3 separate regions of the Homo sapiens genome follow, and all the other regions are linked to region 1. Evidence: chromatin loops called from intact Hi-C (ENCODE). Cell type or tissue: K562. All regions are shown on one strand. Each heading gives the region's core, and the rest is flanking DNA. Links, peaks and the distances in the headings are about the cores only.

Region 1 (10,441 bases), core at 1,152-9,151:
CCCACTGAGCACCTTGCGACCCCCACTCCTACCCGCCAGAGAACAAACCTCCTTTCACTGTAATTTTCCTTTACCTACCCAAATCCTATAAAACGGCCCCACCCTTATCTCCCTTCGCTGACTCTCTCTTCGAACTCAGCCCGCCTGCACCCAGGTGAAATAAACAGCCATGTTGCTCACACAAAGCCTGTTTGGTGGTCTCTTCACAAACCCCTTCTTCACCCTTAGCAGCAAGTCCCGCTTTCCTGGGGCAGGGCAAGTACCCCTCAACCCCTTCTCCTTCACCCTTAGCGGCAAGTCCCACTTTCCTAGGGGGCAAGAACCCCCCAATCGCTTATTTCCGCACCCCAACCTCTTATCTCTGTGCTCCAATCCCTTATTTCCGCACCCTGACCTCTTATCTCTGTGCCCCAATCCCTTATTTCCGTGCCCCAACCCCTTCTCTGCTTTTCTGGAGGGCAAGAACCCCCCACCCCTTCTCCGTGTCTCTACTCTTTTCTCTGGGCTTGCCTCCTTCACTATGGGTATGTTTCCACCTTCCATTCCTCCTTCTTCTCCCTTAGCCTGTGTTCTCAAAAACTTAAAACCTCTTCAACTCACACCTGACCTAAAACCTAAATGCCTTATTTTCTTCTGCAATGCCGCTTGACCCCAATACAAACTCGACAGTAGTTCCAAATAGCCAGAAAATGGCACTTTGAATTTTTCCATCCTGCAAGATCTAAATAATTCTTGTCGTAAAATAGTCAAACGGTCTGAGGTGCCTGACGTCCAGGCATTCTTTTACACATCAGTCCCGTCCTAGCCTCTGTGCCCAGTGCAACTCGTCCCAAATCTTCCTTCTTTCCCTCCCGCCTGTCCCCTCAGTACCAACCCCAAGCATCGCTGAGTCTTTCTAATCTTCCTTTTCTACAGGCCCATCTGACCTCTTCCTTCCTCCCCAGGCTGCTCCTCGCCAGGCCGAGCTAGGTCCCATTTCTTCCTCAGCCTCCGCTCCTCCACCCTACAATCTTTTTATCGCCTCCCCTCATCACACCTGGTCCGGCTTACAGTTTCGTTCCGTGACTAGCCCTCCCCCACCTGCCCAGCAATTTACTCTTAAAAAGGTGGCTGGAGCCAAAGGCATAGTCAAGGTTAATGCTCCTTTTTCTTTATCCCAAATCAGATAGCGTTTAGGCTGTTTTTCATCAAATATAAAAATCCAGCCCAGTTCATGGCTCGTTTGGCAGCAACCCTGAGACACTTTACAGCCCTAGACCCTAAAAGGTCAAAAGGCCGTCTTATTCTCAATATACATTTTATTACCCAATCTGCTCCCGACATTAAATAAAACTCCAAAAATTAAATTCCGTCCCTCAAACCCCACAACAGGATTTAATTAACCTCGCCTTCAAGGTGTACCATAATAGAAAAAAGTTGCAATTCCTTGCCTCCACTGTGAGACAAACCCCAGCCACATCTCCAGCACACAAGAACTTCCAAACGCCTGAACCGCAGCAGCCAGGCCTTCCTCCAGAACCTCCTCCCACAGGAGCTTGCTACACGTGCTGGAAATCTGGCCACTGGGCCAAGGAATGCCCACTGCCCGGGATTCCTCCTAAGCCGCGTCCCATCTGTGTGGGACCCCACTGAAAATCGGACTGTTCAACTCACCTGGCAGCCACTCCCAGAGCCCCTGGAACTCTGGCCCAAGGCTCTCTGACTGACTCCTTCCCAGATCTTCTCGGCTTAGTGGCTGAAGACTGACACTGCCCGATCGCCTCGGAAGCCCCCTAGACCATCACGGACATCGAGCTTCGGGTAACTCACAGTGGAAGGTAAGCCCGTCCACTTCTTAATCAATACGGAGGCTACTCCACATTACCCTCTTTTCAAGGGCCTGTTTCCCTTGCCTCCATAACTGTTGTGGGTATTGACGGCCAGGCTTACTAAACCTCTTAAAACTCCCCAACTCTGGTGCCAACTTAGACAATACTCTTTTAAGCACTCCTTTTTAGTTATCCCCACCTGCCCAGTTCCCTTATTAGGCTGAGACACTTTAACTAAATTATCTGCTTCCCTGACTATTCCTAGACTACAGCTATATCTCATTGCCGCCCTTCTTCCCAATCCAAAGCCTCCTTTGCGTCCTCCTCTTCTATCCCCCCACCTTAACCCACAAGTATAAGATACCTCTACTCCCTCCTTGGCAACCGATCATGCACCCCTTACCATCTCATTAAAACCTAATCACTCTTACCCCACTCAACGCCAATATCCCATCCGGCAGCACGCTTTAAAAAGATTAACGCCTATTATCACTCGCCTGCTACAGCATGGCCTTTTAAAGCCTATAAACTCTCCTTACAATTCCCCCATTTTACCTGTCCTAAAACCAGACAAGCCTTACAAGTTAGTTCAGGATCTGCACCTTATCAACCAAATTGTTTTGCCTATACACCCCGTGGTGCCAAACCCATATACTCTCCTATCCTCAATACCTGCCTCTACAACCCATTATTCTGTTCTAGATCTCAAACATGCCTTCTTTACTATTCCTTTGCACCCTTAATCCCAGCCTCTCTTCACTTTCACTTGGACTGACCCTGACACCCATCAAGCTCAGCAAATTACCTAGGCTGTACTGCTGCAAAGCTTCACAGGCAGCCCCCATTACTTCAATCAAGCCCAAATTTCTTCCTCATCTGTTACCTATCTCGGCATGATTCTCATAAAAACACACGTGCTCTCCCTGCCAATCGTGTCCGACTGATCTCTCAAACCCAAGCACCTTCTACAAAACAACTCCTTTCCTTCCTAGGCATGGTTAGCGCAGTCAGAATTTTTACACAAGAGCCAAGACCACACCCTGTAGCCTTTCTGTCCAAACAACTTGACCTTACTGTTTTAGCCTAGCCCTCATGTCTGCGTGCAGCGGCTGCCGCTGCTTTAATACTTTTAGAGGCCCTCAAAATAAGTAGAGGCCTTTCCTACAGGGCCTGAGAAGGCCACCGCAGTCATTTCTTCCGTTCTGTCAGACATAATTCCTCAGTTTAGCCTTCCCACCTCAATACAGTCTGATAACTGTATTTATTAGTCAAATCAGCCAAGCAGTTTTCCAGGCTCTTAGTATTCAGTGAAACCTTTATATCCCTTACGGTCCTCCATCTTCAAGAAAAGTAGAATGGACTAAAGGTATTTTAAAAACATATCTCACCAAGCTCAGCCACCAACTTAAAAAGGACTGGACAATACTTTTACCACTTTCCCTTCTCAGAATTCAGGCCTGTCCTTGGAATGCTACAGGGTACAGCCCATTTAAGGTCCTGTATAGACGCTCCTTTTTATTAGGCCCCAGTCTCATTCCAGACACCAGACCAACTTAGACTGCGCCTCAAAAAAAAAAAAAAACTTGTCATTCCTACTATTTTCTGTCTAGTCATACTCCTATTCACCATTCTCAACTACTCATACATGCCCTGCTCTTGTTTACACTGCCAGTTTACACTGTTTTTCCAAGCCATCACAGCTGATATCTCCTGGTGCTATCCCCAAACTGCCACTCTTAACTCTTGAAGTAAATAAATAATCTTTGCCGGCAGGACTATGCCAAATCTCCTTAAGCACTCTCTAATCAGACATCCTGAGTCGTCCCAATTCTTAGACCTTTTATACCTGTTTTTCTCCTTCTGTTATTCCATTTAATTTTTCAATTCATACAAAACCGTATCCAGGCCATCACCAATCATTCTATATGACAAATGTTTCTTCTAACATCCCCACAATATCACCCCTTACCACAAGACCTCCCTTCAGCTTAATCTCTCCCACTCTAGGTTCCCACGCCGCCCCTAATCCCGCTTGAAGCAGCCCTGAGAAACATCGCCCATTCTCTCTCCATACCACCCCCCAAAAATTTTCACCGCCCCAACACTTCAACACTATTTTGTTTTATTTTTCTTATTAATATAAGAAGGCAGGAATGTCAGGCCTCTGAGCCCAAGCCAAGCCATCACATCCCCTGTGACTTACAGGTATACGCCCAGATGGCCTGAAGTAACTGAAGAATCACAAAAGAAGTGAATATGCCTTGCCCCACCTTAACTGATGACATTCCACCACAAAAGAAGTGTAAATGGCCAGTCCTTGCCTTAACTGATGACGTTACCTTGTGAAAGTCCTTTTCCTGGCTCATCCTGGCTCAAAAAGCACCCCCACTGAGCACCTTGCAACCCCCACTCCTGCCCACTGAGCACCTTGCGACCCCCACTCCTACCCGCCAGAGAACAAACCCCCTTTCACTGTAATTTTCCTTTACCTACCCAAATCCTATAAAACGGCCCCACCCTTATCTCCCTTCGCTGACTCTCTTTTCGGACTCAGCCCGCCTGCACCCAGGTGAAATAAACAGCCATGTTGCTCACACAAAGCCTGTTTGGTGGTCTCTTCACATGGACGCGCATGAAAACCATAAGCATTTTCCAATTGTCCTTTAAAACCATTATTTTCCATAACCACATAATATTGCAATAAGCTGACATAACATCGTTACCTAATGCTTCTCTACTCTTGGACATTCATTCATTCACTTATTCAACATGGAGCATTTAGAATTTTGTCAGTTTGTGGTAGGAGCTGGAAATGCAAAGACAGTGTTCCTCTTTCAAGATGCTCAAAGACAAGAAAAGAAATCATTTCAGTCCACAGCACTTGCCAAGAGGACATACATGTGCAAATGAAATGGGAGCCCCAGGGGGGCAGCGGCCCCTTCTGCTAGACACAGACATGCAGGAGCAGACTCAGTTCTCAGTGTTGGAATCAGGCAGGGCTTTTCTGATCGTTTGAGCAGAGGATTGCGCTGTTCAGGAGGCCCCAGTTTGAGTGTTTTATGCCCCTTATGCTTCTCTGTCCATCCCAGAACTCATTCTCACCTTCTAGTTTGTCAAAATACTCTCTCATCTCCTTTCATCTCAGATACAAAAGACAGGCAACAACCTCAAATATAATCCCAGTTGTATTTGCATTTTAACGTGGTCTAGACTGAATAGATACAGCCCTGCCTGCCTCCATTGTCCAGTAAGGCAAACGGGGTGAGGTTTTGGCTCTCCTTGTGTCCTTATCGTTACTCTGCCTTAGACCATTGCCTCTTTGGCTTGCAAGTACATCTGACTTTTTCTAAGTCCTGAAAATCTGGCTGCTAGACCCTCACCTGGCACTGTGCCTGGAGAGAGCCATTTCCATTCCACAGATGGGGAAATCACCCTCTCTACTGGTCATTTCATGAACTGTTGCAGACTCATTGCTGAAATTTCACTGGATTGTGGTGAGGGGGTTGGGGGTGTTGAGGATAAGGGACCGGGATGTGCCAGTTCATTTCAGCCATATCATCAAACCTGTAGCAGTCACTTGCCCCAAACACACACACTCAGACACACACACGCACACCGAGACCTCCCACTGCCTGGATGGAAGGTCACACTGCATGGGGCAGTGGTGAAACATTAGCTATCAATGACCTTTCTAGTGACGCATGAAGCCAAATCATGGGATGGTCTATGCGAGAACAGCCCAGTGACTCAGCCTAACTGGAGGTAGAAGTTGTCCAGGACCCCACTTCTGTGAAATGGGAGACAGCATGCTGTTTTTCACCAAAGGCTGCTCCTTTGTGGAATCCCTTGGGCGCCCTTGGGCTGTGCTGCTCCAGGCCCCACCCAGTGGCCCAGTGAGGGGTTCCCTTCCACAGGAACCCCTCAGCCACACCCGCATGCTTTCTCCATTCCCAGTCCCTGGGGATGAACAAGCAAGAAATGGTGGCCCTGCACTCAAACAGCAGATGCACGTGGGGCAACAGGATTTGGACACGGTGTTAGCCTCGGAGCCAGGTTACTTGGGAATCTGTGAAAACAAGCTCTCCAAGTCGGGATAGATGCTCGCCTGTGCCTGGAAGAGTGAAAGCACCAATCCTCAGCATTTCTCCCCCATTGTATGCTTCTCAGGGAGAAAAGGACACGACTTTCTCTCTTTCTCTCTCTCTCTCTCTCACACACACACACACACACACACACACGAGTACTATGTATTTCTGCAACACTGGGGTAAATGGATGAGGTCTGTGAGTGGAGGCCCCAGCATGATCTCCAGTACCCCAGCTTCTGCCTCGCACCCCAGGGCCAAGGACTCGCTCCATGGCATCCCTTAACCCAGAGGTTCCCAAACTTGGAATCACCCGGAAGGCCTGTAGGAACACAGTAGGTCTGAGGCGGGACCCAAGACTTTGTATTCCTAACAAGGTCCCGAAGAACCCTGGGATCTTGCTGGAGCTGCTGTTTTGGGACTATACCCTGAAGGCATCGCCCTGCAGTAGCTGCCCCAGGCAGCCGAGAACAGCCACTGCCTCTCTCCACCGTGGCTCCCGGGCTGTCCCAGAAACACTCCCTCTGGCCTGACTGGAAAGATGACCCGGCTGTTCTTTTCTTTACGGAAGGCTTTTGTATTTCCCCCATGAAGAGGAACAATATAGAGATTCGGTTTCTCGGGCAGCCCGGCTGTTCCAAACCCGTGGGTGCATCTGTGACTGTGGTGGGGAAGGAACACAGATGGTGCTGCGAGGCCGTCTCCAGACTGTGGAAGCCACAAGCCACTGGCGTCTGCTTCTGTGGAGAAACAAACTTCAGCCACCCACGGGCGCCCCCGCAAGGGCCGGGCTGATTCCTCGAGAGTGGCTGGCGCTGGGCCTGCACAGCACTCTTCCCTACTCTACGCTTACCTTCCTCCCCTCCCCTATCCTCTGGGGCAATTCAGAAACGGAAGACATGGTGGATGTGAGAAGGGAGTGGAGGATAGGGAAAGGCGGGTTGGAAAACCTGGCCTGGAGGTAATAAAAGTGACTTCCCACCCAGTGAAGGCAGCACTGACACCCGCTCCATGCAGTCCCGGGATGGCCACCAAGTGAGGGAGCAGCAAAAAAGAGAAGACGCAGGGAAGGTGAGAAGAGGCTCTGCCCCGCAGACTGCACAGGAGATCCACCGCTTCCAACAGGGAGCATTCCTAGGTTTCAACCACAGCCCTCGTTCTTCTGAGAGAGCAGAGGCATGAAAGACAGACGTTCATTGTCTTAATTTTTTTTTTTTTTTTTTGCTCCAGGAATTACCTAGAGATCCCCAGGACTGCCACGCTGGGCCAGACTCACAGGACACTACTTCCCTGAATTATTCGCTTCTAGAACTATGGATGATGGGTTCATCTAACCCTTCCTTGATTTGTTTGTTTTCACTATGTTATTTATAAAGATAATGGGTTGTATGATAAATACTTCTTTTTTCTTTTTTTCTCTCTCTCTCTTTTTTTTTTTTTTTTTTTTTTTGAGATGGAATCTCGCTCTGTCGCCCAGGCTGGAGTGCAGTGACGTGATCTCAGCTCACCGCAACCTCTGCCTCCCGGATTCAAACAATTCTCCTGCCTCAGCTTCCCACGTAGCTTGGATTACAGGTACCTGCCACCACGCCTGGCTAATTTTTGTAGTTTTAATAGAGATGGGGTTTCACCGTGTTGGCCAGGCTGGTCTCGAACTCCTGACCTCTGGTGATCCACTCGCCTTGGCCTCCCAAAGTGCTGGGATTACAGGTGTGAGCCCCCGCGCCCGACCTTCTTTCTGTCTTTAAATTATTTCTTAAAATTGATTCTCTCCTTTGGATGTTCATCCCACAAGTTGATTATGGAATTGGTTCATTTATTCATTCAACACACATCTAACAGCACTTTGGGCCAGGGGTTGGGGTTGCAGAGCCAAGCAGGACCTCATGCTAGCTCTTTTAGCTTAGTGAGGACAGACATGTGGAGAACTTCAAAGGTGAGAAAGTGCTAAGGAGGGGCCACACGGCATGTGTGGCACATTAGTGAGGACGGCTCTGCAGAGGGGTGGGTGTGCTGGGGAGGGAGTGACGGAGGAAATGGCATGGCGGAGCTGAAATTTGGGCCGAGTCTGATGGGGCACCCACCAGTCCCCCTAGTGAGAACTCCTCTAGTTTTCTATCTTTTACCACAGACAGGAGTTTCTGCCCTTAGCAAAAGCTGCAAGTGCAGGAGGACCTGACCTCCCCAGTCTTCCTTTCGATCTCAGGTTTTCTTCCTGCACTGTCTGAGCTGACTGTTCCCAAAGGACACTTGGCTGGTAAGTTTTATGCATTCCTGTCACTTCCTTATCCTCCAAAATAAGGTGGGCTCTTGAGAAATGGGAAAGATTCTCTGGAATTTGAATGGTTCACAAGAAGTCTCTTCTGGACAGGGGACCAGATCTCATAACGGTTCCTTTCCAAAACTCAAATTTAGTGTGCACAACAATAAACAGGAGTGCTTATAATTAAAAAAAAAAAAAAAAAAAAAAGACACAGATCGCTCAAGCTCACTCCCAAAAATGGATTCCTTAGACCCAGGATGGGGCCCTGGAATTTCATTTTTCACCAGCATCCCCATGTTCCTGCAATAATTGGGCAGTGGTCACCTTTTGAGGACTACTGACCCCTTAGAATAAAGCCCTCAAGCCTTCGAAGGCTGTGGCCACCTATTTGGAGGACCACCTGGGCTGTTGATGAGTAGGGAGTTTCCTCCTGCAAATAGTGCTCTAGGGGGCTTGGCAGATCTGACAAAGTCCCTGGCTTGGGAAGAAGCCCAGCTGGTGCATGGTGCAGGTCTGGGAAAGTGCTCATTGGTGGCTCTTCTGCAGAAGGGGTCCCAGGGGACATCATTCACTATGCCATCAGTAAGCAATGCTGGTCAGGCTCTTGGCTAGAGGGTTGCAGTCCTACTGTAGGAGGGGCTAAGCATATGCTCCATCTGTGGAGAGGATGACAGTTCCTGAAGGGCCTCATCTTCATCTGCATGATCTCATTTGACCATTGCAACCACCCCATGAGGGAGGCAGGCTTTGAGCCACGTAACCAGTGGCAGCACCAAGAGATGTCTGGGAGGGGCTCAGTATTGCCCTGGTTCCCAGTCCCCAAGGCTCCCGAGCCATCTCTAGTTAGCCTATAATCTAAGCAAAAGATAAGTCTACTGAGATATCTTGTTGGGCTATACCTAAACGTTTGAAATGTCTATTTTATACTGAGTTTGCCTAAATGTCAGCAATTTTATCATGACCTAGTATTCAATTATGAAAACAAATCATAAATAGAATAATATTGTTTGCATTTGATGTTCATACTATTTCTCTGAAGAACTGAAGACTCACCTGTACCAGATGTGTTGTTGTAAAAATAATAAACAATCTGTAATAAAAAGAAATGGCAAAGCCAAAAAAAAAAAATCTAAGCAAAAGAGTGTGCCTGTGCTTTCAGGCCCTTTTCTAGCACCCTACTCCCCTTCTTTAGGGTACATTGGTGTTCATAAGTGCCTCCTATAAAGAAGCCTGGAGCCTCACTCAACCAATCATTTTGCAGAAAAGTAAACTCAGACCCAGGCTTACCAAAAGATGCATGGCTAGAAAAGAATGGAGTCGGAACGAGGGCCCCATTCTTGAGATTCCCAGGGGAGGCCTTTGCTGTCTCATTCGGCTTCCTTGGGAAAGAGAAGGTCAGATCAACCTTGAGCAGGGAGTGGCTGGCAGCAGCCTCAGCCTCAGGCAGGTGCCAGTCTATCCCCACAAAACAGAGGGATGTCTCCAAGAAGGAGTCCGCACTGATGACCAGCCTGAGGGCATCAGATGTAGGCTGCCTTCCACCTGGCATGGAACTGCTGCTGGCTCTTCTGCCTCCCAAGGCCTGAGACACGATTGCCTGGATTACTCCATGGAGCCGGGGCCTGTGCAGACCCTCAAGAGAGGTCTTTTGCAGCCAACCTGTTGGGCAGCTGCCCTGGTGCCCTCAAGGTGCCCCCCTTTCTGTGCCCACCTCATCTTTGGGGCCTCACAGTGAGGATGTGGCCAGTGACAGGGGCTGGGGAAGATACACCAGGGTAGAGAGGTGGACACTCCGGGCTTCTGGTTATGATGATGATGATAGCCAGACTGGTGATTCCCAAACTGGAGGGTCCTTGGGATCTTCTGGCAAGGCAAAAAGTCCAGCATGCCATATCCACCGACTCCTGAGTCAGATACCCGGAAAGAACCTGAGGTTATCTATGTCAGGCTCTCTGATGACGATTTTGTGTTGAATAAAGTTTAAAGCACAGATCCATTCATGCTTTCTCATGTTTATTTTAATGACTGTTAGGTACTTTCAAGTCTGTGGCCGGAAATGTATCTTTAAAAAACCACCTTGCTTTTGAGTGATCTGTACTCTGAGGGTCTGTGGCCCACGTGGTGCACCCAGAAGAACAGTGGGGCATCCAAGGACCACCATCCCAGGCTCAGAGGGCTGGGCACTGGCATCTGGGGCTCATGGTGGCCGAGCTGCCGCATGCTGCTACAGGGGCCCCCATCCATCCTTCCTCTGGATGAGCCGGGCAGTGGCTTTGCTGCTCCTCC
Region 2 (10,441 bases), core at 1,057-9,056, 99 kb before region 1:
GCAATCTCCGCCTCCCAGGTCCAAGCAATTCTCCTGCCTCAGCCTTCCGAGTACCTGGGATTACAGGCGTGTACCACAATGCCTGGCTAATTTTTGTATTTTTTTTTTCCACTCTGGCTAGGCTGGAGTGCAGTGGCGCGATCTCAGCTCACTGCAACCTCTGCCTCCCGGGTTCAAGTGATTCTGCCTCAACCTCCCGAGTAGCTGGGATTACAGGCAGCCACCACTACGCCCGGCTAATTTTTGTATTTTTAGTAGAGACGGGGTTTCACCATGTTGGTCAGGCTGGTCTCGAACTTCCAATCTCAAGTGATCAGCCTGCCTTGGCCTCCCAAAGTGCTGGACAGGTATGAGCCACCACCCCGGCTTAATTTTTGTATTCTCAGTAGAGATGGGGTTTTATCATGTTGCCCAGGCTGGTCTCGAACTCCTGGTCTCAAGTGACCCACCCACCTCAGCCTCCCAAAGTACTGGGATTACAGGCGCGAGCTACCACAACCGGCCTATCAGTTGAATAGTAAAAAATAATTTTTTTTTGAGGCGGAGTCTCGCTCTGTTGCCCAGTCTGGAGTACAGTGGCGTGATCTCGGCTCACTGCAACCTTGCCTGGCTAATTTTTGTATTTGTATTTTTATTTTATTATTATTATTATTTTTTTTTTGAGATGGAGTCTTGCTCTGCTGCCCAGTCTGGAGTACAGTGGGGTGATCTCGGCTCACTGCAACCTCCACCTCCCGGGTTCAAGTGATTCTTCTTCCTCAGCCTCCTGAGTAGCTGGGATTACAGGTGCCTGCCACCATGCCTGGCTAATTTTTGTATTTTCAGTAGAGATGGGGTTTCACCATGTTGGCCAGGCTAGTCTTGAACTCCTGACCTTATGTTCTGTCTGCCTCGGCCTCCCAAAGTGCTGGGATTACAAGCATGAGCCACTGTGCCTGGCAATTTTTGTATTTTTAGCAGAGACGGGGTTTCACCATGTTGGTCAGGCTGGTCTTGAACTCCTGACCTCGTGATCCACCCGCCTCGGCCTCCCAAAGTGCTGGGATTACAGGCGTGAGCCACCGCGCCCAGCCTAAAGCATAAATTTTAAGTTATTGCAGAATAAAATGCATTATTAGTATGTCAATTTAATGCTCTTTATCTTTATTTCTCATGTTTTAAACTTAGCTGCTTTCTCTTTTCTCTAAGAAGCAGAAACTTGTGAAACAATTGCCTTTAACTTCTATATGCTTAGAAACAGATTCACCTGCACTAGGACCAGAAAAACAGGTAAATGGTTTTCTAATTTCTATATTATTTAGATTGTATCTTTCATTTGAGTTCTTTTCAATTTAGCTGTATTTCTCATTATAGTGTAAATACAGTGGAATCCTCATATACTGCCAGATTGAGGGCTTATATTAACTTTATTTCAGGTCTTTCTAAATATAGCTGTTGCACTCCAGAGAATATTATTTGATAATGAAGCATGTCCTAATGTATGTAATAATAAGAGTCAGACCAGTGTAGTAAAAAGCACAGTGTCTGCAGTCAGAAAGACAAATTCAAATCCTGTTATCTACCTAGTAGCTGACTTTGGGCAAGCTACTTAATCTCTCTGAAACTGCTTTTTCATTTATAAAATATGGGTAAAATAATAAATACATTAAAAGATTATGGTGGGCTGGGCACGGTGGCTCACACCTGTAATCCCAGCACTCTGGGAGGCCAAGGCGGGCAGATCACCTGAGGTCAGGAGTTCGAGACCAGCTTGACTAACATGGAGAAACCCTGTCTCTACTAAAAATACAAAAAAATTAGCTGGGCGTGGTGGCACATGCGCCTGTAATCGCAGCTACTCGGGAGGCTGAGGCAGGAGAATCGCTTGAACCCGGGAGGTGGAGGTTGCAGTGAGCCGAGATTGCACCATTGCACCCCAGCCTGGGCAACAAGAGCAAAACTCCATCTCAAAAAAAAAAGAAAAGATTATGGTAAGTATTACATGAAGTAACGTATGTGAACGTAACTAGCAGTATCTGGTATACAGTAGGTATTCAATGAGTGTTCATTTTTCTTCTTTTAATTAGCATGTTATAATGAAGTTCTATTTCTTTCAATACAAGTATTGATATAATCATGGGTTTATTTATATGATCTTTGCTGTTAGTATCTCTTTTTGTTATTGTAGGCCACAAAGAATCATATTTTAAATTTCACTCTCTTTCATATTGCTACTATTTTAAATTATAATTTTCTGAAAGTAAGCCACAGTATATGCTTTATTTGCTTTAGGCAGTACCTATTACAATGACCTCCCAATGTGCAGTTTAATAAGTGCCTTTGACTACCCATCAGATCTGTGTCTCTATGCCTGCCAAATTCAGAGAATTGGCACTCAAAATTTAGAGGTTTGGGAACAGTAGCAATTATTATCCGTTTATTCAGAAACTATGATTATATGTGATTGCAATGTGAATTTTACTAACTGATGTTCAATTAATGTTTCTATTTTTATTTTCTTTCTTTTCTTTTTTTTTTTTTTTTTGAGACAGGGTCTACTCTGTCACCCAAGCTATAGTGCAGTGGCGTGATCACAGCAACCTCGACTTTCTGGGTTCAGATGATTCTCCATCAGGCATGTGCTACCATGCCTGGCTACTTGTTTTTGTTTTTGTTTTTGTTTTGTTTTTGAGACAGAGTCTTGCTCTGTCGCCCAGGCTGGAGTGCAGTGGCGCAATCTCAGCTCACTGCAACTTCCGCCTTCTGGATTCAAGCAATTCTCCTGCCTCAGCCTCCCTAGTAGCTGGGATTACAGGCTTGTGCCACCACGCCCGGCTGATTTTTGTATTTTTAGTGCACATATATTTCATAAAAACAGGATTAACTTGGACATATTATTTTATAACTGATCTTTATGTGGTAAACCTCTGTATATATATTTTTTTTGTTAATTTTTTTTTTAATAGAGACAAGGTCTCACTATGTTGCCCAGGCTGGTCTCAAACTCCTAAGCTCAAGTGATCCTCCCACCTCGGCCTTCCTAAGTGCTAAGATTACAGGTGTAAGCCACTGCACCTGGCTGAACCTCTGTATATATTAATAAACATACTTTTCTTCATCATGTTTAATAACTGCATAATATTCCAGTATGTGAGTTTACCATATTTAACTTGCTATTGGTCATCTAGATTGTATTATAAACAACATGATTAACATAAATCTCTATGCCCATTTTTAATTTTTTTGGGCTACATTACCAAAGTGCATTTTAAAAATTTTAACAATAATGTTATTCTTCTGAACATTATCATCCTGAGTAGATACTTATTGATAGTAACAATAATAATTTATTTCATAAAATCTAAATGCTACTGATTGTAGAGGCACCATTGTTTACCATTGTTTTATGACCATTAAGAAAGAAAAAACACTGCCAGTTATACTATGAAATACCACTGAATCTAAATGAAATATACTGTATCAATTTCAGAGATGTTAAAATAGGAGAGGAAATGCATCTTAGAATCAGTGAAATGCCAGTACATAATCTATTTCATCTTTCCAATACATGTTGGCAATTCTTGAATCAAACTGTCATGTAGCCTGTGAGGTAGGCGGCCAAGCAGCAGAGCAGTGACCTTTTACAAGCATTCACCTAAGCAACAAACCAAAGGACAATTAATCCATTAGTCAGGCAGGTTACCAGGTGTTCACTGTTTGCAGACTGCTTCATGTGCTAGGAGCTAGGGACTTCAATTGTAAATACCCCAGGGTTCTTTTCAGGAGCAGCACAGATTTACAATCAACATTGCAGCCACACCTCCCTCCCAGCCCTCATCCCCACCTAAAAAGAAAAAAATTAAAAAGGAGCCCATCAGTTGTTTTTACCAACTCATTTTCTTCTATCTATAGTCTCCAAGGATCTGCTTCCCTTCAGTGTCATGTTTGACATGGTGTCTGCTGTCTTGTTTCAGGTACGGAATGAGCCCTGGAACATTTCTATTTCAGCAGAATATATTGCCCAGGTGAAAGGGATCTCAGTGGAAGAAGTTATAGAAGTGACGACACAGAATGCATTAAAACTGTTTCCTAAGCTCCGACACTTGCTCCAGAAATAGCTTCAAAACCATCCATTACAAAATCGAATCAACTGCAGGGGGCAGCATTTGAAAAATAGAAATGTTCTGATGAAGAATCTGAACTGAAGAAGCTGTTTTATAGGGTTATAGAAGATTGTAATTGTAGAGAAATATTTCTCTTAGAAATAAAACTGGGCTTGGATCCTGAAACCCTGGGTTCTGATTCTAGCCTTGTGCTGCTTTTCAATTAGCCGAGTTCTGGCAGGATATTGGGAAAATACTGCTACTTCTTACATTGCCCTTTTATATAGAACCACCACCTGAACTGAAACCATTGCTACTGGGAAGGGTGGCTCCCACAGGAAGAGTATAAGCACTACTGTGATGAGGATGGAGTAAGCTAAAGTATACTTTTTTTTTTTTTTGATGGAGTTTCGCTGTTGTTGCCCAGGCTGGAGTGCAATGGCACGATCTTGGCTCACTGCAACCTCCACTTCCCAGGTTCTAGCGAGTCTCCTCCCTCAGCCTCCCAAGTAGCTGGGATTACAGGCATGTGCCACCATGCCCAGCTAATTTTGTATTTTTAGTAGAGACAGGGTTTCTCCATGTTGGTCAGGCTGGTCTCGAACTCCCGACCTCAGGTGATCCGCCCGCCTCGGCCTCCCAAAGTGCTGGGATTACAGGCATGAGCCACTGCGCCAGCCTAAAGTGTGTTCTTACCACCTATTTTTCTTCCCATAGGAGTTAGCCAGTGAAGGGAGAATGTCTGGTTTTCTATGCTGTCAGAAATCTCTTTTCTAGGTTTGTAAAATTGAACTTTTAGTACTTCGAATTATTTCTCTTTAAGATAAAAATGCATACGATTTTTACACTGATCTTAGATTTTTGACTTATGAGGCCAGTGGTTTAAACAATCATTATTGAATACCAAGCCCAAAAGTTTAGTTAATACACCAATTGTAAGTTCTGGTCTGAATTTTGTCAACATATTTAGAATGTAAATGGCATTATTAAAAATGTATCTGATTTCTCTGTGAACAGTAATATTTCATATTTTTAAGTTTAAAAATGTTAGTGTAAGCCAGGCACAGTGGCATTCACCTGTAGTGCCAACCACTCAGGAGGCTGAGATGGGAGACCTTTTAAGCCTGAGTTTGAGTCAGGCCTGGGCAACATAGATGTGAGCACCTATCTCTAAAAATGTAAATAAATAAAAATCTCAAAAAAATTAAAAATCTCAAGTGTAAAAACAGTTCTGTAGATAGATGGTAGTGATGGTAGCACATCAATGTGAAGGTATTTAATGCCACTGAACTGTACACTTATAACGAATTAGGATAAATTTTATGTTATGTGTATTTACTACAATTTTTTAAAAATCGTATATGTAGTTTAACAGGTGTGGTCAATATCAAAACTTAGGTATTTAATCTTGTTAAATTATATAAGCAGAAAATGCTGGAAAAAGTACCTGTCATAGAAAAAAATAAACTTCCTAAATCAAAGTGATTTTATGAAATGATCTTCAATAAATATTTTGAAATGAATTCATTTATGGAAGAATCAAAACTAGGTCAGATTGTCCAAACCAGACTAAGAAACTGAATAGGGTATTTTATGAGGTATTTAATGACTCATCAGCACCATTTTAAATGAAATTCCTACATTTAACAGGAGATTATATTAAAACTGGACTTTTAAGCTCTCTTCCAACTCTGTATTTCTTTTCCCTATTTCCTACCTTCTGTACACATACCCTTTGTCAGACTCTTACCATTAAATCGTTTAAGGTTCAAGTTAAATTACTTCATCTTGCCTCATCACCCAGCCAGACATGATCTTTGCCCTCTAAATTGTTTAGCCATTTTCTTCATGTATTCATCCATTTGTTTGTTTCAGTTATTAAGCCCCTCCTCCTATAGGCTGCCCACTAGTCTAGGTTCCTAGGTTACAAAGATGAATAAGATATGATCTTTGCCCTCAGTTCACAATTTAATCAAGGAGATAGCCAAGTGGACAAATAATTTCATAGCAATGTGAGAAGTGCTATTGTTAGAGGAACCCCTGCTTACCAGGCCTCTGGTTTAATAAAACATGACTAGAGGCTGGGCACAATAGCTGACGCCTGTAATCCCAGCACTTTGGGAGGCTGAGACAGGCGGATTACTTGAGGTCAGGAGTTGAAGACCAGCCTGGACAACATGGCAAATCCACATCTCTACTAAAATACAAAAAAATCATTCAGGCGTGGTGGAACACACCTGTGATCCTAGCTGCTCAGGAGGCTGAGGCACAAGAATCACTTGAACTCAGGAGGCTGAAGTGGCAGTGAGCCGAGATCGCACCACTACACTCCAGCCTGGGCGACAGAGCAAGACTCTCTCCCCACCCCCCTACAAAAAAGAAAACATGACTAGAGTGACCCCATCTTAAAGTGAGTAGCTAGGCTCTCACAAGGCAGTTATAATATTAATACTTAAGGTCTGAAAATAGCCACAAGTATTATAATTACAAAATATTCACACCTGTAATCCTAGCCCTTTGTGAGGCTGAGGCATGTGGATCGCTTGAGGCCAGGAGCTTGAGACCAGCCTGGCTCACATGGCAAAACCCTGTCTCTACTAAAATATTAATAGTTTAAAAAGCTGGGTGTGGTGGCGCATGCCTGTAATCCCAGCTACTCAGGAGGCTGAGGCATGAAAATCGCTTGAACCTGGGAGGTGGTAGTTGCAGTGAGCCAAGATGGTGCCACTGCATTCCAGCCTGAGCAACAGTGAGACTCTGTCTCAAAAAAAAAAAAAAAAAAAAAAATTATGGTCATGCAGAACATCTCCCACTAAGCCTGCAGAATGTCCAGATGTCCTGAGTGCAGCCCACTTCACTCAAAGATAACATTAATGAGTAGGCTTAGTTTGAAGGATTAATGGTCATTATAGCACCAATAGCCTTGACCTTTAGTGAGCATATATGCACATTCCAAGTTTAATCATAGCTCCTTACAGTTTCTTCTAAGTAGAGACACTACCCAAGGACAGTGTGTTCCTCCTGCTTTCTGAGGACTTACTACTCTCTAACAGAGTAGTTCTAATAAACTTTCTTCCTTCACTGTGCTCTGTGACTCCTCTCCAGTTCTTCCCTGTGCTAGACCCAAGGACTGGCTCTTGGAGTCTCTTTTCCAGCAACACTATAGCAATGTAGAACAAAGTACTATAAACCAGTTCGTTGACACTTTCACATATTCCTTTTGACTATAGCTACCTGTGTATGTGTTTTCCATCTTTAGAAATTGCAAGCCTTTTGAGAACAAACCAATTTTAGTTTGTTTTTGCATCTTCTACATAGTCTGAAACAAGGCCTGCAATATGATATGCTCTCAATTTTTTTTTTTTTTTTTTTGAGACAGAGTCTCACGCTGTCACCCAGGCTGGAGGGCAGTGGTGCAATCTCGGCTCACTGCAACCTCCGCTTCCCGAGTTCAAGCGATTCTCCTGCCTCAGCCTCCCAAGTGGCTGCTATTACAGGTGCCCGCCACCACAACCAGCTAATTTTTTTGTATTTTTAGTAGAGACGGGGTTTCACCATGTTGTCCAGGCTGGTCTCGAACTCCTGACCTCGTGATCCGCCCTCCTCGGCCTCCCAAAGTGCTGGGATTACAGGTGTGAGCCACCATGCTCAGCCTCAAATATTTTTAAATTAGTGAATGGAGGCAGTAAGTCTTAAACTGACTGCAATAGAGAAAAATATTTATCTTTCAATCTGCAATGGCTATTGGATATCACATACCTTTCCACATTTTTTTTTTTAAATGAGTCCCACTCTGTAGCCCAGGCTGGAGTGCAGTGGCACGATCTCGGCTCACTGCAACCTCTACCTCCTGGGTTCAAGTGATTCTCTTGCCCCAGCCTCCTGAGTAGCTGGGATGACAGGCACCCGCCACCACGCCCGGCTTATTTTTTGTATTTTTAGTGGAGATAGGGTTTCGCCATGTTGACCAGGCAGGTCTTGAACTCCTGATCTCAGGTGATCCACCTGCCTCAGCCTCCCAAAGTGCTGGGATTACAAGTGTGAGCCACCGAGCCCAGCCTCCTTTCCACAGTTTTTTGAGAAACATATTTTTCTCCTTTAACTTATAAATCTACTAAATACCATCCAGAGATTTCCTAATGTTGAACCATTCTGAAAAATAGGAATAAACTCTTTTGGCCTGGAACAAGTCTTTCTGCATTCTATAGGAACACCCTCTCCCCTCAACTGAAAGGCAAAAAGAGATCTGCCACCTCCCTCGCCACACTGCCGCAGCATATGGTGACCTTCCTTACTAAAGGAAATGGTTTGTATTCTAGCTCCTTTTTTTTCTTTTCTTTCTTTCTTTCTTTTTTTTCTTTTAATTTTTTTTTTTTAGGTTAGAGCAGAAGTTTAATAAGCAAAAGGAAGAAAGCTGTCTGGATGAGAGAGGGGTCCCAGAAAGATGGGTTGCCCTCTTATTCTAGCTCTTGTCTTTATTTGAGTAAGAATCAGATGAAATTGTCTTATTCTTTAAAGAATTGTTATCGGCTCTTTTCTTTCATTATTTTGTAACTAAGAGTTCATTTAATCACCTTGCTGCTTGCTCTTTATCTCTGGTTCACTATTTTCCTGTCGTAATCCCCTCCGTACTTTGCTGTTGCACATTTCCTTCCCCTCTCCAAGCCCGCCTTCTAAACTAAACATGAAGGGGAATCCCGTTTTTGCATGGTCAAGCTTCACTCATACTTCAGAGTTTAATTTCTTGCCTTTGCCCTTTCTTGCCCTTTTGTGCTTTTGACAGAATACTTCAAAGCAGCATATGTAAATTTTCATTTCATTTATAGGATCTGAGTAACTTAGAAAGGGTTTCCAGAGACTGTTCTATGCTTGTTAGAGCTTAGCTTTTCAAGCATAGGCAAATCTCACTGTCCTTTATAAATTATGACAACGTCAGTACTGATGATTACAGAGTCAGTAAAAAAGATAAAATGGAAAGAGATGAGATAATTCAAAGATTACCAGTGCTACAAGTTTAAACATAGGACTCTAAGCAAAAATATCCTAATAGGACCTCCTGAAACCCTTCCTCTTTGGCTAATTCTGAAACACACATATCTCCAAAAAAGATGACTTCTTTAGTGAGCATTCCTGTAATTCATGAAAATCTGTAGTATTTATGCCTTAGGTATTAAAAATGGTGCAAATAACTTCTCATTTCTCAGTTTAGTAGTTTAAGTTATACATATTGAGGCTAGGCACAGTGGCTCACGCCTGTAATCCCAGCACTTTGGGAGGCTGAGGCAGGTGGATCTCTTGAGGTCAGGAGTTCAAGAGCAGCCTGGCCAACATGGCGAAACCCTGCCTCTACTAAAAACACAAAAATTAGCTGGTCTTTGTGGCATGCACCTGTGGTCCCAGCTACTCAAGAGGCTGAAGGAGGAGAATCACTTCAACCCAGGAGGTGGAGGTTGCAGTGAGCTGAGATTGTGCCACTGCACTCCAGCCTGGGCAACAAGGCGAGATTCAGTCTCAAAAAAAAGTTGTACATGTTGAGAACCTTGCCTAGCATGTAAGAACAGAAAGTGTTAAGAGCCTAATGTGTGTACAAGACTTTTCTGTGGATTACTTCTGAGGCTCAAGTAATTTAACTAAATTGTATAAATTCTCACAGCTAATGTGTGATACATTTAGAACTATAATACCCTGACTTCCATCCCAGCACTGTTTTCCAAATATCAAATGCCTCCCAGTCTGCCATCTACATGAGCTTAAGTGACATCCTTCACAGGCCATCCTTAGAGTATTGCAAATCAGGAACTCTGAATTGGGGGGCTGGCCTCTGAGTGTACAGGCAATAACTGAGGGAAGTATTAGGGAGGGAGAAGGGATCTTGCGGTTCACATGGATGGACGTTAGACAGGTTTGTTGTTTTTGTTTTGTTTTGTTTTGTTTTTGGTCATCCCATATGTGAGTTCCCTTTGTGTGGGGAATGCCTCACCTTATTAAGCAAACCTGCTTCCCACTATAGAAGTTAAAACTGCCAAGTAATCACTTTCCAGCCCCTCTTGCAACCAGGACACTGATTTTAAAAAGCCAGTACTGAGCTTACTCCATGCTTACAAGTGTGGGTAGTGTGGCAGGGATTTTAATGGCAATATTCTGAGGCTAGCTTGCAGAAGGTGGCAGTGTGTTAGCCACACAGTCTATGCCCAGTGTCTGTGGCAGTGGAGTCTCTATGGTTCTTGTACACTGGCTTGAGTTTGTTTTGTCATCCCTCCTGGAAATTTTATGAACTATTCAATATCCTTCAGTAAATTCCTTTTCTGCTTAAATTAGCCAAATTTGGCTGGGCACAGTGGCTTGTGCCTATAATCCCA
Region 3 (8,000 bases), core at 1-8,000, 170 kb before region 1:
CTAGCCTGAATGACAGAGTAAGACCCCATCTCAAAAACAAACAAACAAACAAACAAAACAAAACAACTTGAAGGAGTTAATAATTAGTAAACCTGGACTACGAAACTGCTAACAGTGTTTCAGGCTGAAATGAAAGGATGCTAGACAGCACCTTGAAGCCACACGAACAAATAAAGAATACCAATAAAGGTAACTACATAGGTAAATATAAAAGTTAGTTTGTGACGTCTCCTTTTTTTCTACATAATTTAAAAGACAAATGCATCAAACAACAATTATAAATCTACATTAATGGATATACAATGTATAAAGATGAAATCTGTGACAATGACAACATAAAGGGGGAGAAACAGAGCTGTATAGAAGAAGTTCTATACAGTATTAAAACTAAAGTGGTATTAATTCAAACTACATTGTTATAAATTTCAGATGCAAATTGTAATCCCCAAGGAAACCACTAAAAAAAACCCCTAAGAACTATACAGAAAATAATAAAAGTGGCACACTTCAAAAAGCTCAATTAAACAAAAAAGAAGACAGTAATGGAGGAATTGTGGAAGTAAAAAAGTATAGAAAACAAATACCAAAATAGCAAAAGTCCTTCCTTATCAGTAAGTGTAAATGGATTAAACTTTCCAATTAAAGACAAAAGTTGGCAAACGGATAAGAAAGACATGATTCCAACTCTATTCTGTCTATAACTCACTTTAGATCCAAAGACAAACATAGGTTGAAAATGAAAAAATAAACTAAGATGCTCCATGCCAAAGGTAAGAAACTGCTTAGATGAGTTGCACAACTTTATGAATGTGCTGCCAGTGAATCATACACTTCAAAATGGTTAAAATGGTAAATTTTATGTGTACTTTGCCACTGCCACAACAAAAAATAAGCATCCATATGTGTGGTAGTCTTCAAGATGGCCCCTGTGGCCAGGTGCGGTGGCCCAGGCCTGTAATCCCAACACTTTGGGAGGCTGAGGTGGGTGGATCACTTGAGCCAGAAGTTCGAGACCAGCCTGGCCAACATGGCAAAACTCCATCTCTACTAAAAACACAAAAATTAGCCAGGCATGGAGGTGTGTGCCTGTAGTCCCAGCTACAAGGGAGGCTGAAGCACAAGAATCACTGGAACCCAGGAAGCGGAGGTTGCAGTGAGCTGAGATCGCACTGCACTCCAGCCTGGGCGACAGAGCAAAAAAAAAAAAAAAAGATGGCCCCCAGTGATCTCTGCCTTGTGCAGGGTATTCATGCCTCCTTGTGCAGTCCTCTCCCACAGTGTACTAGGTCAGCCTGCATGACCAGTAACTAACAGCTCAAGTAATAGCAAATCACTTCCAAGATTAGGTTATAAAAAAGACAACTTCTGTCTTGGGTATTCATTTATTCATTCATTCCCTATGCCTTTCAGATCATTCGTCCTGCAAGAAGTAGGTTGACATGTTACAGAAGCTTATGGAGAGGCCCACGTTGTAAGGAACTAAAGTCTCTAACACACCAGCCAGGGCTGTACTGCCAACAACTATGTGAGTGAGTTTGAAAGTGGATTTCCCACAGTCCCAGGTGAGCCCTGAAAGATAACTGCAGCTCCAAATGACATCTTGACTACAACCTTGTGAGAGCCCTATGCTAGAACTACCCAGCTAAGCTGCTATCAGATTAATGACCCTCAGAAACAGTAAGAGATAACACATTTATTGTTTTAAGCAGCTAAACTTTGGGATAATTTGTTAGGCAGCAATAGATAACTAATACAACATGAGAGCAATATATTTTCAAAGGAATAAATTTAGGCTTATCTTAGGTAGAAATAAAATTCCTAGTGAGATTTATTTTCTTTTTTCTTTTTTTGACACAGGGTCTCACTCTGTCACCCAGGCTGGAGTGCAGTGGTGTGATCTCGGCTCACTGCAACCTCTGCCTCCTGGTTCAAGTGATTGTCATATCTCAGCCTCCTGAGTAGCTGGGACTACAGGCATGTGCCACCAGGCCTGGCTAATTTTTGCATTTTTTGGTAGAGATGGGGTTTCACCGTGTTGGTCAGGCTGGTCTCGAACTCCCAACCCCAAGTGATCCTTCCACCTTGGCCTCCCAAAGTGCTGGGATTACAGGTATGAGCCACTGTGACCAGCCTTACTTTCAAATAATATATGATTGTAGATAAATACTATAATTCCTTCACTTTAATGTGATTTATGTCATCTTCTTGCAGTTTCAAATATATTTAATGATATGATAATATCTGTTAACTTTTTACTTATCACTGATTGAATAAATATTATGTAATCTAGTAACACTATGAATTGTTGTTAGGGATATGGAACAACTGTAACTATCATACCTGCTGTTAGAAGTATAAATTGAAATAACCACTTCAGAAAACTTTTTAGTAATAGCTATAAAAGCCAAACATATGCCTACATGTGACCCAAAAATTCTATTTCTAGATATATATCTACGAGAGATGAGTATAAATGTGGTATAAGAATGTTCATAGTAGCTTTATTCATATAGCCAAAATCTGGAAACAAATCAAGTAACAACAGAAGAGATAAATTGTCTGTAGACACACAATGGAATACTACACAACAATAACAAAGAACTTCTGCTACATTCAAAACGTGGATGAATCTCATAGGAATAACACCAATTTAAAGAAGGTAACACAAGAATGCATACTATATGATTCCATTTACATGAAGTTCAAGAAAAGACAAAAATCTATGATGATGTAAGTCAGAATAGTGGTTATACCTGATAGAAATGGTATAATGACTAAAAAGGGGTATGGGAAACATTTTGGGGTACTGGAAATGTTATACAGGGTATCCATAAGGCTGGGGAACAGGATAAATATGTGCTAGTTACATTTTCAAATAATATGTTCAATATCTTTTTCTTCAACCTCAATATATTTTTCCAAGTAAAACACTTCTAAATTTAAAGCAGTGGCCCCAATTGTGAATATTTTTAAAAATACAATAAACGCACTGTTTTCTTTATGCTTCCAGGTTTTTTGGACACTCTGAATTGTATTTATTGTATACATGAAAACATAATAGGCACAGTATTAAAAAAATATAATCAATATACTGTTTAAAAATAAGTTTATCCTATATTTTCCAACTATGCAGATATTCTATTTCTAGATCATGGTGGCAGTTACATGTGTGTAGGTGTATGCATGTAAATAAATTCATAAAGCTGTGCATTATATGTTATACTGCAATATATGTGCACACACACATACAATAATGAACAAAATATTTATTAACATTTAATATGAAAAGTTATCTTTTATGAATAGGGTAAGGTAAAATCATATTCTTCTTCATTGTTATTATATTGTTTACATTACAAACTTTACAAAATAATCCATCACTTAAGGGATTTTGCGTTTTATTGTGTTTTTTTTTTTTTTTTTTTTTTTGAGACAGGGTCTCGATCTGTCACCCAGGCTGGAGTACAGTGATGTGATCACTGCTCAGTGCAGCCTCAAACTCCTGGGCTCAAGCATCTCACTCTGTCACCCAGGCCGGAGTGCAGTGGCACGATCATAGCTCACTGCAGCCTCAAACTCCTGGACTCAAGCAGTCTTCCTGCCTTAGCCTCCCAAAGTGATGGGATTACAGGTGTGAGCCACTATGCCCAGCCTACACTTTATTTTTTAATTAACAGCACTGATAACCATATTCACTGATTTGTGAAGCCTCTCACTAGGATTCTTAGAGACTAAGCGCCATCAATGACCAATATAAAGAATTCTTAAAATATCTCATGCTACCTTAAAAAGAAATTTGTCTCTAAACTCACATTGCTGAACAACAGCTGTTTTCTATCGGTTGCACAAGCAATGACAATGTAAAAAGTGCTAAGAGTAGTTTGGGTTTGTGTGTAAAATGGAATTAGGTCCTAGGCTGAATAATTATAAACATATTTTAACAAATGAATGTCTAGTGAGATATCCTAAAGTTGTGCTGGACATATGAGACATCTAGTATGCCTGGCCCCTGACTACAAAGTGCCAGCTACACTTTCCCATTAATATGGCAACCAAAAACTTTCTTTCACTTTTTCAAAGGGTCCACTAGAGGGCAGTACTAACCCCAGTGAGAACCCTGGCATTCTCATTTAGCTTCCAGAACTCCCTTGGGAACAGGAAACACATTCTTTTAATCTCAGAATCCCTAATGTTGAACAGAGTGCCTAACGTGTACAGTAGGTGTTCAGTAGTCATGATGGACCAAGGCTATGATAGAGGGTGCCATGGAGGCACAAAGGAGGGTGAGATCAATCTAACAAGGGAACCGAAGGGAGAGGGAAATCTTCACAGGTGATGTAAGAAAGTTGCCTTAATAGAGGATTTGGGGCTAGGTGAGCTGGGAGGAGGTGGGTGGTAGAGGATGTGATACATCAAAGACAAGAGAATAAATCAAGAAAGAGTAGAAAACAGGAACCAGGAAACACGATTTAAAACATGAGAGAAGGAAGGGAAATTCCCAGGACGATGATGAAAGGAACAGGCAGGATGAAAATTTTGCACCAGGCCTAGACAGCAGCCAGTCCAGACTGGAATAGGAGGACAGAAGGTTCCCAGAGAAGTATCTCCGAGGAAAAGATAAAGTTTAAAAATGGATCTGAGAGATAACCTTAAGTGTTTGCCATATTGAGATGAATTTTACAGTTCTGTTAGACACAACAGAAAACAAAGCAAACAGAAAAATAGGCCAGGTATGGTGAGCCACACCTGTAATCCCAGCACTTTGGGAGGCAGAGGCAGGTAAATCACCTGAGGTCAGGAGTTCGAGACTAGCCTGGCTAACATGGTGAAACCCTGTCTCTACTAAAAATACAAAAAATTAGCCGGGCATGGTGGCGGGCGCCTGTAATCCCAGCTACTAGGGAGGCTGAGGTGGGAGGATGGCTTGAACCTGAGAGGCAGAGGTTGCAGTGAGCCGAGATAGCGCCACTGCACTCCAGCCAGAGTCACAGAGCAAGACTGCCTCAAACGAAAAAAAATAATAATAAAGCAATTATTGTTCCAAAAGGGGTAGAAAGCTATTCAAGAAAGAATATACTCGTAGTAATAATTATCTGACTCAGGAACAAAATAATAATTACCTGACTCAGATTGAAGAACACTTACATAGTCATAAAAATACAAATATGAAATACTATTGATTTTTTTTACAAGAATGAAAGATTAAAAGTGAAGCTACTGAGTATAGATTATTCATTTGAGAAACTTAGTTATAAAAGGAAGAAGGGTACAAGGAAGAAAAACACAATGGCATGAAAACTTTCCCTACCTGTTCCATGGACAGCCCATTCCTATAGTAGTATGGGCTGACATACATTCTCAATCAATCTTATGCAATTTTAGCAACCCTGGGAGGCAAGTGGGTTTCATCAGCCTCCTTTTGTAGGTAAAGAAACAGAAGCTGAGAAATGTATCTAGACTTGAATAAGAACTCACATCTCCCTCCTAGAATCCAAAGCACACACTCTTCTACATTCTATAACTTTCCAAAATACTGCTTTGTCAGGAATTATACTGTCCTCATAAGAATATAAGTTAACTAATGGTAAAAAGTTAGCTTCAACATAATGAAAATCTCTTGAAATAATTGTGCCTGGTAAAGAACTAAAACATTAAAACTCTAGAACAATTATAGAATTAAATGTTTAAACTATTAACTTTATGGTACCTTTTTTTCTTTTTAAATGAATTAAGTCCTTTACATTTAAAACTAAGTAGCACCAATAATTAATAAAACCATTTTTTTTAAAGACAAAAGAAGGAAAACACAACTAAAAATGGTCACTAAATATATGAATATATTATCTGTAAATGCATGAAAAAGGCATTTTTCCAACAATATCTGCTTAGGAAATTTCAAAATATATATACTTTTCACTCCCTCACTCAAGATTATTCTAAATGAATTTTTTCACATTTTGCAACTAGTAAGATCATACAATACTCCTGATATACAAGTATGTGACTTAAGACTGTCTCACATGCAGATGGCTGGTCCATGCCACACAGGAGATGGGATGGGCTTTCTCGAGGACCATTCTCAATGTCTTCTCTCTAGAACCTCGTGACACCACTACTTACCCTTCTCACCACCAACAATGGTGTTAAAGGAGCCAAACTATTCCATATAAAATCCTACTTAAATGTCATATAGTGGAACTAATATGCATCTGAAATATGATTTTCCTAATTTTTTCATCATAAATGTATAGTATTTCAGCTACATTATAGATTAAGGTTTAATAAGCCTGTAAAGGGTTGCCTAGAAACATATTTATTTATTTATTTATACATTTTTTTCCCAGTGGGAAGTGTATTTCAAATTCCAAAACTCAGACTTACATGAATTTTTAAAGTGTAACTATTTGTGAGTGGCTACCTGTAAATATTGTGACAGTGGCTTAAGCAAGACAGCATTATTAGGAAAGAAGCGGAACTGCCTCTGAGTCCTCTGCCTGTAGGGTCAGCAAAAGAACTGGAAGTATCATTAAGTTTACCATACAGAAACTTAAAATAGCTCCTTGCCATCGCTACATGTTTAGCGAAGGACAGGGAAAAAAGGGATCTTCAGTTAATTTCAAAGAACTTTTAAAAAAAGGCAATATGGAAGCAATTATTCATTACAACAGGATTATAAAAGGTTGTAAATGTCAAATGAGACCACATCTTATTGGTGGACAGCTCATCAGTAGATTGCTATAAGGATATTTTTAAAAAGAGTTTGCTCTTAAAAATGTGGAAGTTAGGCATCCTTGAGAACACTGCCTTCCCTAGTCACTTGCTTTCTAAAACACAGGGAAATGAAAAAGTGGAAATGAAAGATTGAGTAATCAACCTAGTTTTGCTTTCAGGTCACTGTACTGACTAAACTAGGAAACATGAACTTCCAAAAGCCTGCCCAAATTCAGAAATTCAGCAAAAAAAAAAAAAAGCACTAAGTGAGTACTTCCTTTCTATTTCCAATGTATTTTATGAATATAAACAAGCAATCACGCACAGCATCAGATGTGTGGCTTCTACTGGTTTCTAAAGAGGTAATTAAGCCATTAGAACCAAGAATTAGAAAGCAGCATCCCTGGTGAAAATGAAACCAAAAACACAGCAGTGATTTGTGATTTTCTGAAAGATAACCCTTTGCTACAATTTATAGAGATGTGTTGAACCCATTTGCTCAGTAGATGAAATCCTCTGCAGCACACCTTCCCACCTACACCTCACCACCTCCTTCAGTACCATGTTGCACCTCTCTTAAGGCACACTTTCAAACTCCTGACCCTCGCTCGTTATTATCTGGCCTCAGCCAAGTTTTTGACATTGTCTTGCAATGCTTCTTCCCTCTATTACTCACTTCACTACAGCCTCTCTGGTCTTTTGTTCCATGAATACTCAAGCTCATTCTTGATTTAAGAACTTTATTCTAGCTCTTCCCTCTGCTTGACAGCTCTTTTTCTTGATCATCACCAGATAAATTCCTTCCTGTTACTACCTCAGAAAAGTGTTTCCCCATCACCTAAACACACCACCCTAAAGCACTGATGTCACTTATTTATTTTTATATTTATTACTTTTCTTCTCCCACTAAAATATAAACTCTATAGAGTAAGAACTTTGTGCTGCTCACTAATATTACATCTGCCACATTGAGAACAGTTCTGTCATACTGTAGCCATTCAATATATACAACTGAATGGACCAATGAGTAACAGTCACTCATGATGTATTTATTGGGCATGCTGCTATATGCTGGCTATATATAATGTAAATATAATATTAAAAAACTCATGGAGCTTTCAGTTTTGTGAGAGAGCATAAACAAGAAAATAAACACAAATACTTATAAGCTGTAACAAGTACTATTAAGGAAATAAACAGGTGTCATGATAAACAACTGGGGAGAGTATTTTAATGAGGGTGGTTAGGTAAGATCTCTCTGAGGAGGTAACATTTAAATGAGAAAAGAG

What was found. Peaks named below come from ENCODE experiments on the same cell type or tissue, not always from the same donor. Only the 100,000 strongest peaks of a DNase experiment are listed, where the experiment ranks them.
Region 2: a loop joins it to region 1, with 6 times the contacts of the local background. A loop is called at or near these places in 6 of 110 quality-filtered maps.
Region 3: a loop joins it to region 1, with 4 times the contacts of the local background. A loop is called at or near these places in 3 of 110 quality-filtered maps.

The regions. Positions count from the first base shown.
Region 1 is chr1:212,910,238-212,920,678 of GRCh38, forward strand. It overlaps LOC124904507 (a long non-coding RNA gene), which reads left to right and starts at 6,886. Exons shown (of 3, transcript XR_007066874.1): 1 at 6,886-6,963; 2 at 7,123-8,149; 3 at 9,348-10,151. RefSeq lists enhancers at 1-511, 3,498-4,099, 4,100-4,700, 4,701-5,302, 6,506-7,105 and 1 more. In K562, for the core only: CTCF peaks have their summits at 5,252 and 6,692; DNase peaks (open chromatin) are centred at 5,244, 5,534, 6,364 and 6,754; H3K27me3 peaks cover 596 bases.
Region 2 is chr1:212,811,060-212,821,500 of GRCh38, forward strand. TATDN3 (TatD DNase domain containing 3) reads left to right here. Exons shown (of 10, transcript NM_001042552.3): 9 at 1,189-1,269; 10 at 3,954-5,771. The coding sequence ends at 4,097. Among named protein-coding and RNA genes, the nearest start is that of TATDN3, 24 kb to the left of the region's middle. In K562, for the core only: a CTCF peak has its summit at 4,124 (motif pointing right); no DNase peak of the experiment used is centred there.
Region 3 is chr1:212,745,934-212,753,933 of GRCh38, forward strand. The region is part of intron 4 of NSL1 (NSL1 component of MIS12 kinetochore complex); the gene reads right to left. Among named protein-coding and RNA genes, the nearest start is that of NSL1, 42 kb to the right of the region's middle. In K562, for the core only: a CTCF peak has its summit at 4,093 (motif pointing right); a DNase peak (open chromatin) is centred at 4,108.